2 separate regions of the Homo sapiens genome follow, and region 1 is linked to region 2. Evidence: read pairs that join two places in POLR2A ChIA-PET (ENCODE). Cell type or tissue: PC-9. All regions are shown on one strand. Links, peaks and the distances in the headings refer to the core of each region. The heading gives the core; the rest is flanking DNA. Region 1 overlaps BTN2A2 (butyrophilin subfamily 2 member A2). Region 2 overlaps BTN1A1 (butyrophilin subfamily 1 member A1).

Region 1 (6,883 bases), core at 2,727-5,226, 110 kb after region 2:
CTAAGAGATTTACATGTATTAATACGACTCATGACAACCCTAAGAGGTAGAAACCTTATTTCGCACATTTAATAGATATAAAATCTGAGGTCCAGAGAGGTTAAATAACTCCCCAAGGCCACATGAGTAGTTTCTTTCTAAGCTGGGCTTTGAGTCCAGGCTGTCTCACTCCAGAGTCTGTGATGAAACCACTGAGCTAGACTATTGAAAGGAAGTATAAATAGCAGGGCCTGGCTATCAGTCAGAAGTGGTAGGTAAAAGAGAGCATGAGAAGGCTGAAATGACTCTTAGGTGGTGTCACTCATTCAGTTAATGATGGGTAGGCAGGGTTGATGGGAATTTAGTTTTGGACACACTCATTGTGAGATGTCTAGTGGGCATTCAGGGAATGCGTGGGGCTGGAGACAGAAATGCAAGTGCTGGTGGGAGTCTGCTTATGGGATAGAGCTTTGAAAACGGATTGGACCCCACAAGAGCATATGTGGTGTGAAAAGAGAGGCCAAGACGAAAGCCTAAGGAATATCAGCAGTTCTGGAGCAAGTGAAGCAAGAATTCTGAGAAAGATCTCCCTAGGAGCAGGGAAAGGCCAAGAAGAGGGCCCTGGGGATTGATGAGGCAGACGCCACATAGGCAGGAACACCTACTCAGGCAGGTCTATGAAGAACTCAGTGTTGTCCATAAAGGAAGGACAGAAGTGTATAATGACAAGCGAGGCCCAGTGTCTCACAGCTATAATCCCAGCACTGTGGGAGGCTAAGGCAGGAGGATCGCTTGAGCCCAGGAGATCAAGGCAGCAGTCAGCGATGATCACACCACTGAACTCTAGCCTGTGTGACAGAGCAAGATCCTGTCTCTCTAAAAAGGAAAGCACGGGGGTGGGAGGGGAAAATAGAAATGTGTAACGGATTTAATGGTTGGGAAACCATTAGTAACTGATAGAAACAATGCTTATGGGCTGAGAGTAGTGGCTCTTGCCTGTAATGTAGCACTTTAGGAGGCTGAGGCGGGCAGTTCACCTAAGGTCAGGAGTTAGAGACCAGTCAGGCCAACGTGGTGAAACCCCGCTTTACTAAAAGTACAAAAATTAGCTGGGCATGGTGGCACAGGCCTGTAATCCCAGCTACTTGGGAGGCTGAGTCAGGGGAATTGCTTGAATCTAGGAGGCAGAAGTTGCAGTGAGCCGACATCATGCTGCTGCACTCCAGCCTGGACAACAGAGCAAGAGTCTATCTCAAAAAAAAAAGAAAGAAAGAAAGAAAGAAAAAAACAAACAATGTTTATGGTGTGGTACAGCAGTGGCCATCATGATGGCAGACAGTCCCTGATGGCCATGTATGTGTTCTCTTTCTGAGACTTTGCTTGTATGAAAGTAGAGACCTAGAGAGAGGTTAGCATGTTTGTATTGCCCAGGGAAAGAGGAAGCAGGGCAGTTACAATGGGAGAACATTGAGCTTCTTATATGATGTAGCCGATAGAGTCTGGAGTGGACCCCTTATGATTACTCCTCTTGCAGTTTGCAGCCTGTACTTTCCCTGAGTGTGAGCTGAACCTGTGGCTTGCTGCTAACCAATAAAATATGGTAAAACTGATGGGATGTCCCTTCCATGACTACACTATGTAGTGTAAGACTCTCTCTTGCTAGCTGACCCACTCTAGAGGCTCTGTCTTCCTAGTTGGCTATGAAGAGGAAAGTAGTCATCATGGGGATCCACACAGCAGGGAGCTGAGGAGGCCTGTAGGAGCTGAGAGCAACCTCCAGCTTCAGCCTGCAAGGAGTTGGGGCCCTCAGTCCTACAACTGTAAAGAAATGAACTCTGTTAACAACCTGAGTGATCTGAAAAGAGGACTCTCCCACAGTCGAGACTCTAGATGAGGCTACAGCCTGGCCAACACCTTGACTTTTGCTCTGTGAAGTTCTGAGCAGAGGAGCTCACTAAGTTCTGCCTGGACTTCTGACCCACAGAAACTGAAATGATAAATGTGTGCTGTTTTAAACCACTAAGTTTGTGGTAATTTGTTATGCAGCAATAGATCACTAATGCATTAAAGTGAAACAGGCATGACAACAAACATGCAGATAAAGAAGATAAAGAGAAAAACTTGTGTTTCCAGCCCTGACCCGTTGCCTGGACTACACATTTATTACTGACCTGCCTACTCTGCATCTCCACGGGGATCTCTAGTAAGCTCCTCAACCTGAACGTATCCAAAACTGACCTTGGATTCTATGCTGGCTCCTCCCCTGGCCTCCAAAACCTGCTTCTCCCTCAGTTTCCTCATCTCAGTAAGTGGCAACTCCATTTGTACCATTTCTTAGGACCAAAACCTTGTGGTCACCCTTGATGCCCTCCTTTTTCATACCCCACCTGTAAGTTTATCAGCAAAGCCTTTTTACTCTGTCTTGAAAATAAATCCAGCATCATAACATTTTCATGGCTCCTCCCTGGTACAAGTCATCTGCATCTTTCCCCTGGATCACTGCAGTAGCTCCCAGCTGGGTCTTCAGGCCTCCATCCACCACCCCTACCCACAGCCCATCTCAGTCTAGCATGTGAAGTAACTTCTTAAAATGTAAGTAAGTCCAGTCCTTTTTCTGCTTTAACCTTCCTGTGGCTCCCCTCTGAGAGGTAAAGCCCAGGTCAGCATGATGACTTTCAAGGCCATATATGATCTGGCCCTCAACCCCCTCTGGCCTTGTCACCTCCTAATCTCCTGATCACCCTGTGTGCTCTGCCCACCCCAGCCTCATTGCTGTTCTTCACACAAACCACAGTGCTTCTGCCTCTGTGCTCTGGCACTGCTGTTCTCTCAACTTAGAATGCTTTTCTCCCAGGTATTCTGTGCCTCACTCCCATTGCTCATTACCACTCTTTTAGAAATTGTGATTTCCTATATTCCTTCCCCTGATTTATTTATCTCCTGAGCAGTTATCATCATCCAACACACCATATCTGTTACTACTTATTTTGTTTTCTGTCTTCTACAATGATAAGGAATGGGACTTTACACTTTGTGCACTTCTCTGCCCCCAGTACCAAGAACACTGATTGGCATGTAGTTAGTACTCATTGATTTTTGTTGAATGAATGAATGAACTGAACACAGAAGTCCTAAGGGAAACTGGAGAGTGAGAGTCCAGGGTGTGGATGGAGAATTAGCCTGACACAGGGGAAAGGATACCTGCTTCTTAAATCAGAGAAAATAGATGAGGAGGGGCAGGAGCAGGTCAGGGCAGCAGCAGGAAGTTTGGAATCTCCTCCTTCTATTTTCTCTCTGAGGTTGAGGGAGCCCTAATGAATGTCATTAGTGTCCTTCCAAAAGAGACCCTACAGATCTATCTTTATCCTTTGGCATGTGAACAAGTCTATGGGCCCTCACCACACACCATTATGCTGGGGTGTTGATCTTAGATTTCCCAGCCTGCAGAATTGCAAGAAATAAATTTCTGTTGTTTACAAACCATTCAGTCTTGGTGATATTTTTGTTATAGCTGCCCACATAGACTAAGACATACACATTAACACAAACAACCTTGCTTTCCATCTTTACAAATCAGGTATTGAAAAAATCACTCCTGATTCTTTCAATATTGTGTCTATTTGTAACTGCAGTAATAAAATTTTTGATTACTTAAATTTTTTCAGTCCAACTGGATTACTGAATTGTCTAAAACCTAAAATACTACCATTCAAGCTAGAATTTTAGATGCCTCATTTTATTAGTCAGGGTTCTCCAGAGAGACAAAATCAATATGATATAGATATAGATATAGGCATAGATATAGATGCACATACAGATATAGATGTAGATACAGATCTATGAGCAGGCATTTATTAAGGAGATTGGCTCATGTGATTATGGAGGCTAAGAAATCGCACAACAGCTCATCTGTAGGCTGGAGACCCTGGGATGCTGGTAGCATGGCTCAGTTTAAGTCTGAAAGCCTCAGAACCAGGGAAGCTGATTGTGTAACTCTCAGTCCAAAGCCAAAGGCCTGAGAACCCAGGGCCTCCTGGTACAAGTCCTGAAGTTCAAAGGCCGGAGAGCCAGGAGTTCTGATGTCCAAGGGCAGAAGAAGAAGAGTGTCTCAGCTCCAGAGGAGAGAAGAATTTGCCTTTCCTCTGCCTTTTTGTTGTATTGGGCACCCAGCCAACAGAAGGAGAGAATTTCCCACTGACTCACTTGCCAATCTCTTCTGGAAACACACTCACAGACACACCCAGAAATAATGTTGTACCAGCTGTCTAGGTATTCCTTAATCCAGTCAGGTTGACATCTAAAATTAACCAGCACATGGATTAACTTCCAGGATCCACTATTCTAGTTTCAAAATGTGGTTTTGGGATTCCTAGAGAGAACTCTGATGTACTCTTAAGGAGTCCCCAGTGTTAATAATATTTTCACAATAATAATAATGAAACATTAATCGTTTTTCATCTCATTCTCTCAGTAGTGTGCAGTAAAGTTTTTTTGAGCTAACATGACCTATGATATACCAATAGGTTTAATACAAAGGCAGATATGATAATACAAATATCTCTTATTAAGCCAGACATGAGATCTGGAAAAAGTTAACCAGTGTCACACTTTTTGTTTTTTTATTTGGACACAATAGATTGCTTTTTCACAAAACATCCTATCTACATTAACCTATAACTGATTTATTAATGCTATTTTAACATAAATTAAAAGATAACATTTTAAATTTTTGTTTCAATGTCAAATGTCATAAATATTAACCCAAATAAACAAAAGCTCTTTAAAGTCCTCAATAACTTCTAAGTGTCTAAAAACATAATTAGATCAGGAAGTTTGAAGCCACTGGTGTCCCCATTGAACCTGAATGCTGACGTAGACCTGGTCCAGTACTGCCCTGCTCGACCAGGACCTCAAACCTCAACCACACTCAGGGACTAAGTACTGACCCCTTGTTTATTGCAGGGACATCTGAGCCAAACCACATCCACATGAGTCCATGTTCTTCATTCATCTTCATCCCAGGTCCAGGCCTGTGGGTGTGTGCTGTGGAAATCCTGGGGTTGGGTGGAAATGAGCCATCATCTCCCAGGACCCTTTAGCTCTTATGGTGGGACTTAGCCATCCTTACAACCTTGGTCCCTCCCAGCTCTCTGGTTCCACTTCCTCTATCTCTGATCTGCATATCTGGTTCCCTCTCCCTTCTGGTGGTCCTGTGGATTCCTCTCTCCTCTCTCATCCTGGTGAACCCTGTTGGCCTCATTCCAAGTCCACAGCATCTGGTGCCAACTGGCATATTGGGCTTAATGTGGTTATCCTGATTTTAAACAGTAGGTTCGCTGCCCAACAGCTTCTCTCACTTTCTTTTTGACTGGGAGCTATGAAACAACTAGTTCCCTATGCCTGGATCCCATCCCATAATTACAAGCAAAGGAACTACTAAAGCCACAGACTAGTGAGGAGGAGAAAACTGGGGCAGAGGGCTGGAGTGGGTGTGAAAAAGGCAGCTGGAAGATGTTCTCTTACGTGACCAGAGGGGAGGAGGGCGTGTCTTTCATTAGGGGGGTTGTGCGGTGGCTGCTGAGATGGCCAGGGCTTATCTGCATGGCTGTGAGTCCAAGGAATTGATTCTATAGGCTCTGGTGGGTCCCCACTCTGTGAAGTTTCAGGCCCTCTTCAGGCACCATGACCCCACTGGCTCCTGTGAGTGCAGGGCAGATGAAGATGGGGCTGTCATCAGACCCTAACCTGAAGAAGGGCCTCACAGGCACAGTAAAGGCTGAACGGGGACATGTGTAGATGTGCGATCTGTCCCTCATGTTGTAGAAGGAGACATCTCCAGCTTCATAGTCCAGGAAGACGCCCACCCGGCAAAGGGACTCCTTCAAAGGGAGAATCCTCTCAGGGGAGGACAGGGCCCGGTATTGGTTTCCAAACATCTCCAGGGTCCAGAAGCCATTCTGAGGAATCAGCAGGACCTCCCCTTTCCTCTCAACACTGTGTCTGCAGACCCCCACAGTCCACACCATCACGTTTTCCACCTCCACCTCCCAGTAATGTTTCCCTGAGGCGAAGCTCTCCCATCCCAGGACACAAGGCTGACTGTCGAATCTCTCTGGGTTGTCAGGCACTCTCTGCCTGTAGGGGCCCCGCCTCACACTTCTCCGGTCCTCTGACAGGAAGAGCTCGGGATGAGCGGTGTCTGGATCCAGGACCACATCAGCTGCAGAGGAAGTCTCAGGTTTATGCCTGGGGTCTCAGGAACCCTGGGGATTGTGTGGTTCCTGGTCCCCAGAGAAGTCTCAGAAAGCTGAAGGGGGTTCCCCATGTAGTGGCCGTTTCCATGAAGGTCCCCTGATCCCAGGCAGCTCATACCCTGAGAATTACGGAAGCTGCACTTCTATCTCTCCAGAGACAGAAGCAGTGCCCCCAGGTTGAGAAGAATTGTGGCTCTATGAAATCCAGAGAGTTTAGGAAATGAGCCAAAATTAATGGTTCCCAGTTTTTCTCAGCATTCTAAGATCTGATCCCTTTTCTATTCAAGATATATGATCTCTGGGACTTTCTTTAGTTAGAAACTTTCCAACTTGGCTTAAACCATCACAGAAGCTTTATCTCCTATTGTTCCCCCACATACCTCTCAATGGATCAATTAAGTGAGTCTATCATTACACACTGTCCTAGGTGGTGAAGGACCTCTTCGTTGGTCCTATAGGTTGTTTTAATAGGTGACAACTGATTTAAGTGGCTGACAAGGGCACACTTCAAAGGATAAAGAAGGAGAATAAATGTGTGCAAAAGAAAACCTGGTGCCTGAGGGATGTGTGGGCAAAGTTAGGGAAGAAATACTTCAATCCAGTTTTGCTTTAACAATATGAGTCTGACATCTACCAGGATTACTTCTCCC
Region 2 (8,442 bases), core at 5,943-8,442:
GGTTCAAGCGATTCTCCTGCCTCAGCCTTCAGAGTAGCTGGGACTACAGGCGCACACCACCATGCCCAGCTAATTTTTGTATTTTTTGTAGAGATGTGGTTTCACCATATTGGGCAGGATGGTCTCAATCTCTTGACCTCATGATCCACCTGCCTTGGCCTCCCAAAGTGCTGGGATTTCAGGTGTAAGCCACCACGCCTGGCTGTGAGACTCTATTTCAAAACCAAACCAAACCAAACCAAACCAGACCAGACCAGACGAAACCAAACCAAACCAAACCAAACCAAGCAAAACAATACTCTGGTCTTTGTGGGTAGCTGACCATAGAGGCAAGGGTAGAAGCAGGTGCTATATAAAAAATCCAGGTAAGAAGTGATGATGGCTTAGGGAGCTAGTGGTAAAGAAGGAAAGAAGTGCTCATGTCCAGGATATGTTTTGAAGGCAGAGCTGACAGGACTTACTAGGCGTTTGGAGGTGGAAAATGAGATAAAAAGAGGAATTAGTGCTTATGCCTATATTTTTGGCTCGAGAAAATGGATCACAGAGTCATTAATGGAGTGGAAAAGATTAAGTAAGGTGTAAATTGGTCAGAGGGAATCTAGAGTTGTACTTTGGTCCCCTTAAATTTGAGGTACCTATTATTTGTCACAGAGAAGATGTTCAGGAGTAGAATAAGTAAGGCCATTCTGGAAACCATGTTGGGGCCAGAGTCATCGATTCAGGAGTAGTGAGCCGATAGGTGAGAGTTAATGCTGCAGACGGAGAGAAAAATTAAGTCTTCAGCAGGCTCTTGAAAGGATTAAAAGGCTTTAAACAACAATAAACTAGTCAGCCAGAACTACAATTCAACAACTGCAACAATGTAACAGTGTCTCACTGTGGTTATTACAATCCAAAGCCACTGTCCTGGCACTTGATTATCTTCCACTGCTATTTTGCTGTTTGAATGGAACTGGTGGCTGCCTTCACCTCTCTCTCTTGGAAGAACATGAGGCCAAATTCTTGTACAGTCCAGTACAAGGTCTTTCTGTGGCAGTAGCTTGATGTTATGTTAACTTTCTTACCTCCTACTTGTTCTAAGTTGTATACTGCTTTGTAAACTAACACAAGATTTGCTCAGCTTATAGGAATGTTTGAAAGTCATTTTCTGGACAATGTACTTTGTACCTAACCAACAGCATGGACCGTGGAGTCAGATGGCCTGGAGTCAAATCTCATCTCTGCTTACTCTCTAGCGGGTGATAGAAGCCATTTTATCTCTCTGCTCTTCAGAGTCTTTATTTGTAAAATGGAGACTGCACTGATGCCTACCTACCTCCTAGGGGTCTGAAAAATGGCAGGAATTACAGCACACAAAATACAGGACCTGACGCATAATAAGTACTTTGTTACTGTTAATACTATGAGTATGCATATTCAGTTGCTACGTAAATGCATTTTGCACGATGATCAAAATTTGGAGATATTTCTTGTTCTTTCTTTTTTTTTTCTTGAGATGGAGTCTCGCTCTGTCACCCAGGCTGGAGTGCAATGGTGCAATCTTGGCTACTGCTACCGCTGCCTCCCGGGTTCAAGCAATTCTCCTACCTCAGCCTCCCGAGTAGCTGGCGCCACAGGCGTGGGCCACCACACTCGGCTAATTTTTGTATTTTTAGTAGAGACGGGGTTTTGCCATGTTGGCCAGGCTGGTCTCAAACTCCTGACCTGAGGTGATCCACCGTCTCAGCCTCCCAAAGTGCTGGGATTACAGGCATGAGCCACCGCACCCAGCGAGATATTCCTCTGGAAAGACTCTTGTTACTTCAACTAAGATCTTTAATCCCAAGTAGATGCGTAATATTTTGAAGCATACATCTAGTCTGTTCTCAAACATTAAAGTGCACATGAATCACCATGTTGTTAAATGCAGTTTCTGATTCAGGAGTTCTCAGTGGGATCTAAAGTTCTGTGGTTCTAACAAGACAGTCCAGAATCAGCATGAGTAGCAATGCTTTAAAGTATGCATGGAATCCCTATGCAGTGCTCTCCTCCATGGTCAGCCAGTCTTCTATGATGGATGATTGTTGCTCATCTGACCTTTTCTTGGAAGCTGTTGGCACCACATATATATATTTTATATATATATATAATATATATATGTGCACATATATTATATATGTGTGTGTATATATATGTGTGTGTGTGTGTGCATACATATATATATATGTATTTTAAATGAAAGGATAAACCCAAATATTGGCATTGGTCATATTTGAGTGATGAGATTTGGGACCATTTTTACTTTGTAAAATATACTTTCATGTATTTTTAGGAAAATAAGTTATTTCCATTTTAAAATAATACAATGAGCGCAAGAGTAAATGTGTATGTATTTGGGAGTGGGCTGTCAGGGACTATTGCAAGAGGGGGATTTGAGGAAATATGAGTGCTGTCTGGAGGCAGAAGAGACATGACTCAAGATGTGTGGAGGAATGGCATGGAAGAGCTGCTATTGATTAGGGAAGAGGGAAGTTGTTCAGTTATTTTTCTCACAATCTGAATGTCTGGGCTTAGTTACCTCATAGTCTCTGTTAAATAGAGGCAGGCTCCCAGAAACATGTGACTACCAGAGCTGGCATTTGGCAGTGTGAAATGAAGTCAGCTATTATTATTTTAGGGGTAAGTGCATTTTTAGTATGATTTTTAGTTGTAGGGTGGAAAGGTATTTGTTTCTAGATTAAAAATAAAAACAGACATTAACAAATACTTCAGTTAGTTTCAGTGCTTTTGAACTCATAGTGTCACCTACTTTGCCTGGGTAACTCAGACAGGCTTTGGTAAAGCATTGGCAATGCAACATTTCTTGTCTTTTAGGAGATTTGGAAATAAGGCCAGACATACTGAGACTGATAATTTCCTTATCTCTGGGGCACAATTCTTATAGCTGGTGCCACCAGGACAGGGAGCCAAAGGCAGGTTCTTAGCTCTATCACATAAATTATTTTATTTATTTATTTATTTATTTATTTATTTATTTTTGAGGCAGTGTCTGGTTCTGTCGCCCAGGCTGGAGTGCAGTGGCATGATGTTGGCTCACTGCGACCTCTACCTCCCAGGCTCAAGCCATCCCCCAACCTCAGCCTCCCGAATAGATGGGACTACAGACGTGTGCCACCACGCCTGGCTAATTTTTATATTTTTAGTATAGACAGGGTTTTGCCATGTTGACCAGGCTGGTCTCAGAACTCCTGGCCTCAAGCAATCTGCCCGCCTTGGCCTCCCCAAAGTGCTGGGATTATAGGCATGAGCCACCGCGCCTGGCCCACATAAATTCTTTCTAAGGGGTGTGTGGGGCTGGAGCTGGAGGGAAAAAGGAAGGACATTGTATCTCCTAAGAATCTACCACAAGCTCACTACTGTGCCCAGTGACCATTTTCCTGGAAGGTCATGGGGAAAAAGGAAAGAGGAGTCATAGAGCTGATTATAATCTGTGACTGTTCTTTTTCCCTACTCTCAGAGGGGGATTTCTGTGGCAGTCCATCTATTCTGGGTGAGGTTTAGAGATACATTTTAAGATATACATTCCACATTAAATCAGTAAAGCAACTGCCTGAGGTTCTTAAATATTTATTATTTTTAATAGAATGATTATGAATTGGTTTTATTTTTACTTTGGCATGAGATCTATTCAGAATGGGGGTAAGGAAGGTGTTGAGGTAAAGGCTTGTATCTAAATACACACTTGAATGTAATGTATAACCCCAAGCGAATTCCCATTTGACCCCCTTTTCTCTCCCCTCAGCTCCAGAAACAAGCCCATTTTCCTCTTTCTGGCTGATACCATCCATTCTTCAACTTGAGAGTCCTCTTCTCTGTGGCCCACACTAGAATGCAATGCAGGCTCACAGCTTCTCCACTGCCTACTTGCCCCTAAAAGAAATAGAATGCTTTGGAGGATTTTAATATTGCAGAAATAGATGCTGGATTTAAGCAAGTAAGTGCAGGGAGGATTATAATGTATTCTGAAAGTATTAGAGTGGTATTTACTTTCATAATACATCATAATGTATTATAAATAGATCGAGCAATTTCTTTTAGCTCCTTTTTTTAGTCTTCTCTTTCCTCTTCTCGGAATCCCAGTTTCGTTCAAACATCCCTTTTAAATCCGGGGACTGATGCTACTAAGCCTCCTCCTTCCTTCAATAGACTTTACTCTTGATTTTATCCAACCTATCCTGCAAATACATGTTTACTGATTTATTATAAAGGATATTACAAAGTATACAGATGAAAAGACAGATGGAAAATATGTACAGGGCAAGATGTGTGGGAAGGGGCATGCAGCTCCGAAGCTTTCTCTGTGCACACACTGCCCTCCAGAAACCTCCGTGTGTTCAGCTATCCAAAAGGCCAGAGTGCCAATGGCTACCTACCCTCTGCCCCTGTTTGGGTGGTGAACTTCATTTCTACTACTGTAAAGGTAACCTGGTCAATGGTATAGGTAAGTGAAGCCAACTCTTTAACAGTACTTTTGCAAGAGGAGGAAATATTTGGGAAATCTTTAATGTTAAGGCCTTGTAATTAAAAGAAAAAAAATGGGGTGGGTGATCTTTGGATATTATTTGATATAGTTTGGATCTGAGTCCCCACCCAAATCCCATGTTCAATTGTAATCCCTAATGTTGGAGGTGCAGCCTGTTGGGAGGTAATTAGATCATGGGGGCGGTTTCTCATGAGTGGTTTAGCACCATCCCCTCAGTGCTATTTTTTTGGGAGACAGAGTCTCTCTCTGTCGCCTAGGCTGGAGTGAAGTGAGTGGCATGATCTCGGCTCACTGCAACCTCTGCCTCCCAGGTTCAACCGATTCTCCTGCCTCAGCCTCCCAAGTAGCTGGGACTACAGGCATGTGCCACCAAGCCCGGCTAATTTTTTTGGTATTTTTAGTAGAGACGGGGTTTCACCATGTTAGGCTGGTCTTGAACTCCTGACCTCAGGTGATCTGCCTGCCTCGGCCTTCTAAAGTGCTGGGATTACAGGCGTGAGCCACCATGCCCGGCCAATGCTATTTTTGTGATAGTGAATGAGTGACTAATTATGACATCTGATTGTTTAAGAGTGTGTAGCACATCCCCCGCTCCCCCCTCTCTCCTCCCCCGTCCCTGCTGCTGTCTTCCTTCTGCCATGGCCATGTAAGATGTGCCTGCTTCCCCTTCGCCTTCTGCCATGATTGTAAATTTTCTGAGGCCTCCCCAGAAGCTGAGCAGAAGCTGTCATGCCTACATAACTATGAGCCAATTAAACTTCTTATCTTTTTTTTTTTTTTTTTTTTAAATGGAGTCTTGCTCTGTCACCCAGGCTGGAGTGCAGTGGCGCGATCTCAGCTCACTGCAACCTCTGCCTCCCGGGTTCAAGTGATTCTCCTGCCTCAGCCTTCTGAGCAGCTGGGATTACGGGTGCCTGCCACCACACCCGGCTAATTTTTGTGTTTTTAGTAGAGACGGGGTTTCACCATGTTTGTCAGGCTGGTTTCAAACTCCTGACCTCGTGATCCACCCGCCTCGGCCTTCCAAAGTGCTGGGATTACAGGCATGAGCCACCGTGCCCGGCCTAAACTTCTTATCTTTATAAATTACCCAGTCTCAGGTATTTCTTTACAGAAATATGAGGATGGACTAATAAAAAATTGTTCCTGAGTTGAGATTCTGTATTCCTGCTTGAAGACCCTGGTAAGCAGTTGTTCCCTCATGAGGCATCAGCCCCCATGTGCACCTGCCCTGGTGAGCCCACTGCCATCAGGCCTAGGGATGGGTCTTAGACCACATACAATGGCAAAGCTTTAGACAGCTGCATTCCCATGCAGGTTTCTTGCCCTATGTTTTATTTTGTTTCAGTTGATATTAAAAAAGAAAGGTTAAGAGGTTGCTTTCAGCAATCAGACAAACTTATTTATTAGGTAAAGACGATGAGCAACGTCTATCCTGGAAACTGGAGAATACGATGGAAATGGAAGGTATAAGCCTGGAGTCTATTGGCAAGACAAGCCACATGTGTAAAGGAAAGTGCTCAGGGGCAAATACACAGGTGCAATCAGTCCAGCTGCACTGAACACAATGATGCAGCATTCAGGGGACCCTGAGGAGAGGCAGCATGTAGGAAAGCTGGGTAGGGAAAGTGAAAGGTGCACAGTGTGGAAACGGAGGCAGTTGAAGCTAACTGAAGGTGTGTGTAAGGGGTTTGGGCATTGAGATGAGGGCTGAGGTGACATAAGGTTGAGATGGTGACTGAGCAAGTGGTGATATCACTGAAGGATGACTTCTAGGAATGTCTTTGAAATAGAGAGATGCTATAACAAAAAGAAGAGGACAACTGGAAACTTGTGGATCAACAAATTGAGGGTGGAATGACTTCCAGGCAAGGGAGAAACAGGAGGGCGCAGAGAAAGGAACAGGGTACAAAGAACAGCTGTGCAAACAACTTTTGAGTTTTGTCAAAAATTCTCTCCTCTATCACGCTTTCTGCCTGACCCTTCATCCCTGCTCATCTCAGTTCCTCTCTGCTCTCCCTTTTCCACAGCTCAGACCCATAGAAGTGGGGCCAGTCTCCTCTGTCCTATAGGACGTGGCTTAGAAAATTTGCGATATAGGCTGTGAAAACTCTATGGATGAGCCAGGTGTTCATCATGTGCCTGGATTCACCTCACTTCCCTCCATCATAATATTCCCTCCAAGTTCCTTTATGGGATTTCAGCCTGAGATTGTCCTTTCACAGCACATTTTGAATTTTCCACTTGCCTAAAGCCTGTTTTTCCACATACCCTTATCCTGGATACCAAGATATTTCAACCACAACCCCATGCTAACCTGACCCAATCTCGATCCCTAATCTGTCCTTTGAGTTTGCTCCAAGTAGTTTCCTATAGGTTCTAGTCTTAAGGGATTAGGAGAACACTAGAAGCAGTTTGAGTCACCCCTCCATCCCCCAAATATTGGTACAGAAACAGATTTGGAAGGTGCAATCCCCACCCTCTCTAGCAGCAGCAATGTAACCTTCACAGGATTAATTAATTGCCACCCAACAGGAAGAAACAGACTGGGTAAAGCTAGCAGGTGAAGCCTCAGAAGGCTATGGAGGAGAGGGGTTAGAGGAAAGGAAAACAGATGAGCTGAGATATTCCTTAAGGTGCCCCTTGGCTGGGTTGGGTAGGGATTAGCTTAGAATGGAGAGTGTCTGCATCCCTAGGGGCAGAGTCCTCCCCCATGGGGGACAATGGGATCTCCTTAGAAAGGTCCTGGGCATTAGCAATGACTGTGACCCTCTCAGGCCCATCAGCAATTGGGCAGATGGTCAGGGGCTTTTTACCGCTAGACCATAGGCAAAAGAAGGGCCGGAGGGGGCCAGAGAAAGTGACATTGGAGAAAGTATAGATATCAGATCCATCATTCATGTTGTAGAAGGAGATGTCTCCTGATTCATAGTCTAGGAAAATCCCAACCCGGCGTGGGGGCCCTGCCAATGGGAGAGGGGTCCGGAGAGGAGTGAGGGCCCAGTACCCATTTCCATACAACTCTACAGCCCAGAACCCATTCTCAGGAGTCATGGGGTCAAATCCTTTCTTCATCACATTCTCCCTACACACGCCGATTGCCCAGTCAGTCCTGTCTCCCACCTCCACCTCCCAGTAATGCCTTCCTGAGGTGAAGGTCTCACGGCCCAACACACAGGGCCAGGAGTCAAATCTCTCTGTTTTCTCAGGCAGTTTCTGACGTGAATCTTCCAGTCGAACAGATTTTGAATCCTCATAAAGAAAGAGGTGGGGATGAGCTGTGTCTGGGTCCAGAGTCACATCAACTGGAGAGAAAGAAACAGCAGGTCTGACATCAGTGAATATTACAGGTTGCAGGACTGTCTTTCCTTCTCCTAAGAAACAGAACACTGTTGTAGGAGTTGACAGGTCTTCTGGAGGTGGGGGGATGTTTGGCCTGCTCAGGGGTCTCCATTCACCACAGGATCCCCCCTTACCAGCAGCCAGAGGGTGATGTAAGAGCTAACTGTGCCTAGGGCCTAATGGGACTCTGTCGGAAGTGCCATCTTCCAAGGGTTCTCTATGTGCCTCACAGAAACTGTTGAGGCCATCTGTCATCACCGTTTCCCTTCCTGTCCTCATCACTAAAGTGTTAGTGTTTTCATTTCCAAGTATCATAGCACTTTGAATTCCTAGGGGATAGAGCCTCAGAGCCCTAGAGAAGTTCAGAGCCACTGACCTGCATGCAAGGTAGCCTTTTTCCATTCTGCAACAAAAGAGAAAGATAGTCATTGACAGGTTATATAATAAGAGAGAGAAAACTCTGTGGGTGAAATAACAAGAAGACAGAACTTACTGAGTTCTTCCAGGAGTCTCTCTGGAAAACAAACAAAAATACCTCAATGGCTTTCTATAGTGGACGTAAAGGAGGGGACAAAACT

Evidence for each region. Peaks named below come from ENCODE experiments on the same cell type or tissue, not always from the same donor. Only the 100,000 strongest peaks of a DNase experiment are listed, where the experiment ranks them.
Region 1: POLR2A ChIA-PET joins it to region 2 with 7 read pairs; 6 of 35 experiments call an interaction of 5 or more read pairs at or near these places.

What each region holds. Positions count from the first base shown.
Region 1 is chr6:26,391,691-26,398,573 of GRCh38, reverse strand. It overlaps BTN2A2 (butyrophilin subfamily 2 member A2), which reads right to left. Exons shown (of 8, transcript NM_006995.5): 8 at 3,700-6,199. The coding sequence ends at 5,607. Among named protein-coding and RNA genes, the nearest start is that of BTN3A1, 7.1 kb to the left of the region's middle. RefSeq lists a silencer at 191-280. In PC-9, for the core only: no CTCF peak of the experiment used is centred there; a DNase peak (open chromatin) is centred at 4,213.
Region 2 is chr6:26,507,886-26,516,327 of GRCh38, reverse strand. It overlaps BTN1A1 (butyrophilin subfamily 1 member A1), which reads right to left. Exons shown (of 8, transcript NM_001732.3): 6 at 8,358-8,378; 7 at 8,241-8,267; 8 at 5,903-7,827. The coding sequence ends at 7,154. All of the region lies in intron 1 of LOC107986583 (a long non-coding RNA gene), which reads left to right. Among named protein-coding and RNA genes, the nearest start is that of TRL-CAG1-7, 9.1 kb to the left of the region's middle. In PC-9, for the core only: no CTCF peak of the experiment used is centred there; no DNase peak of the experiment used is centred there.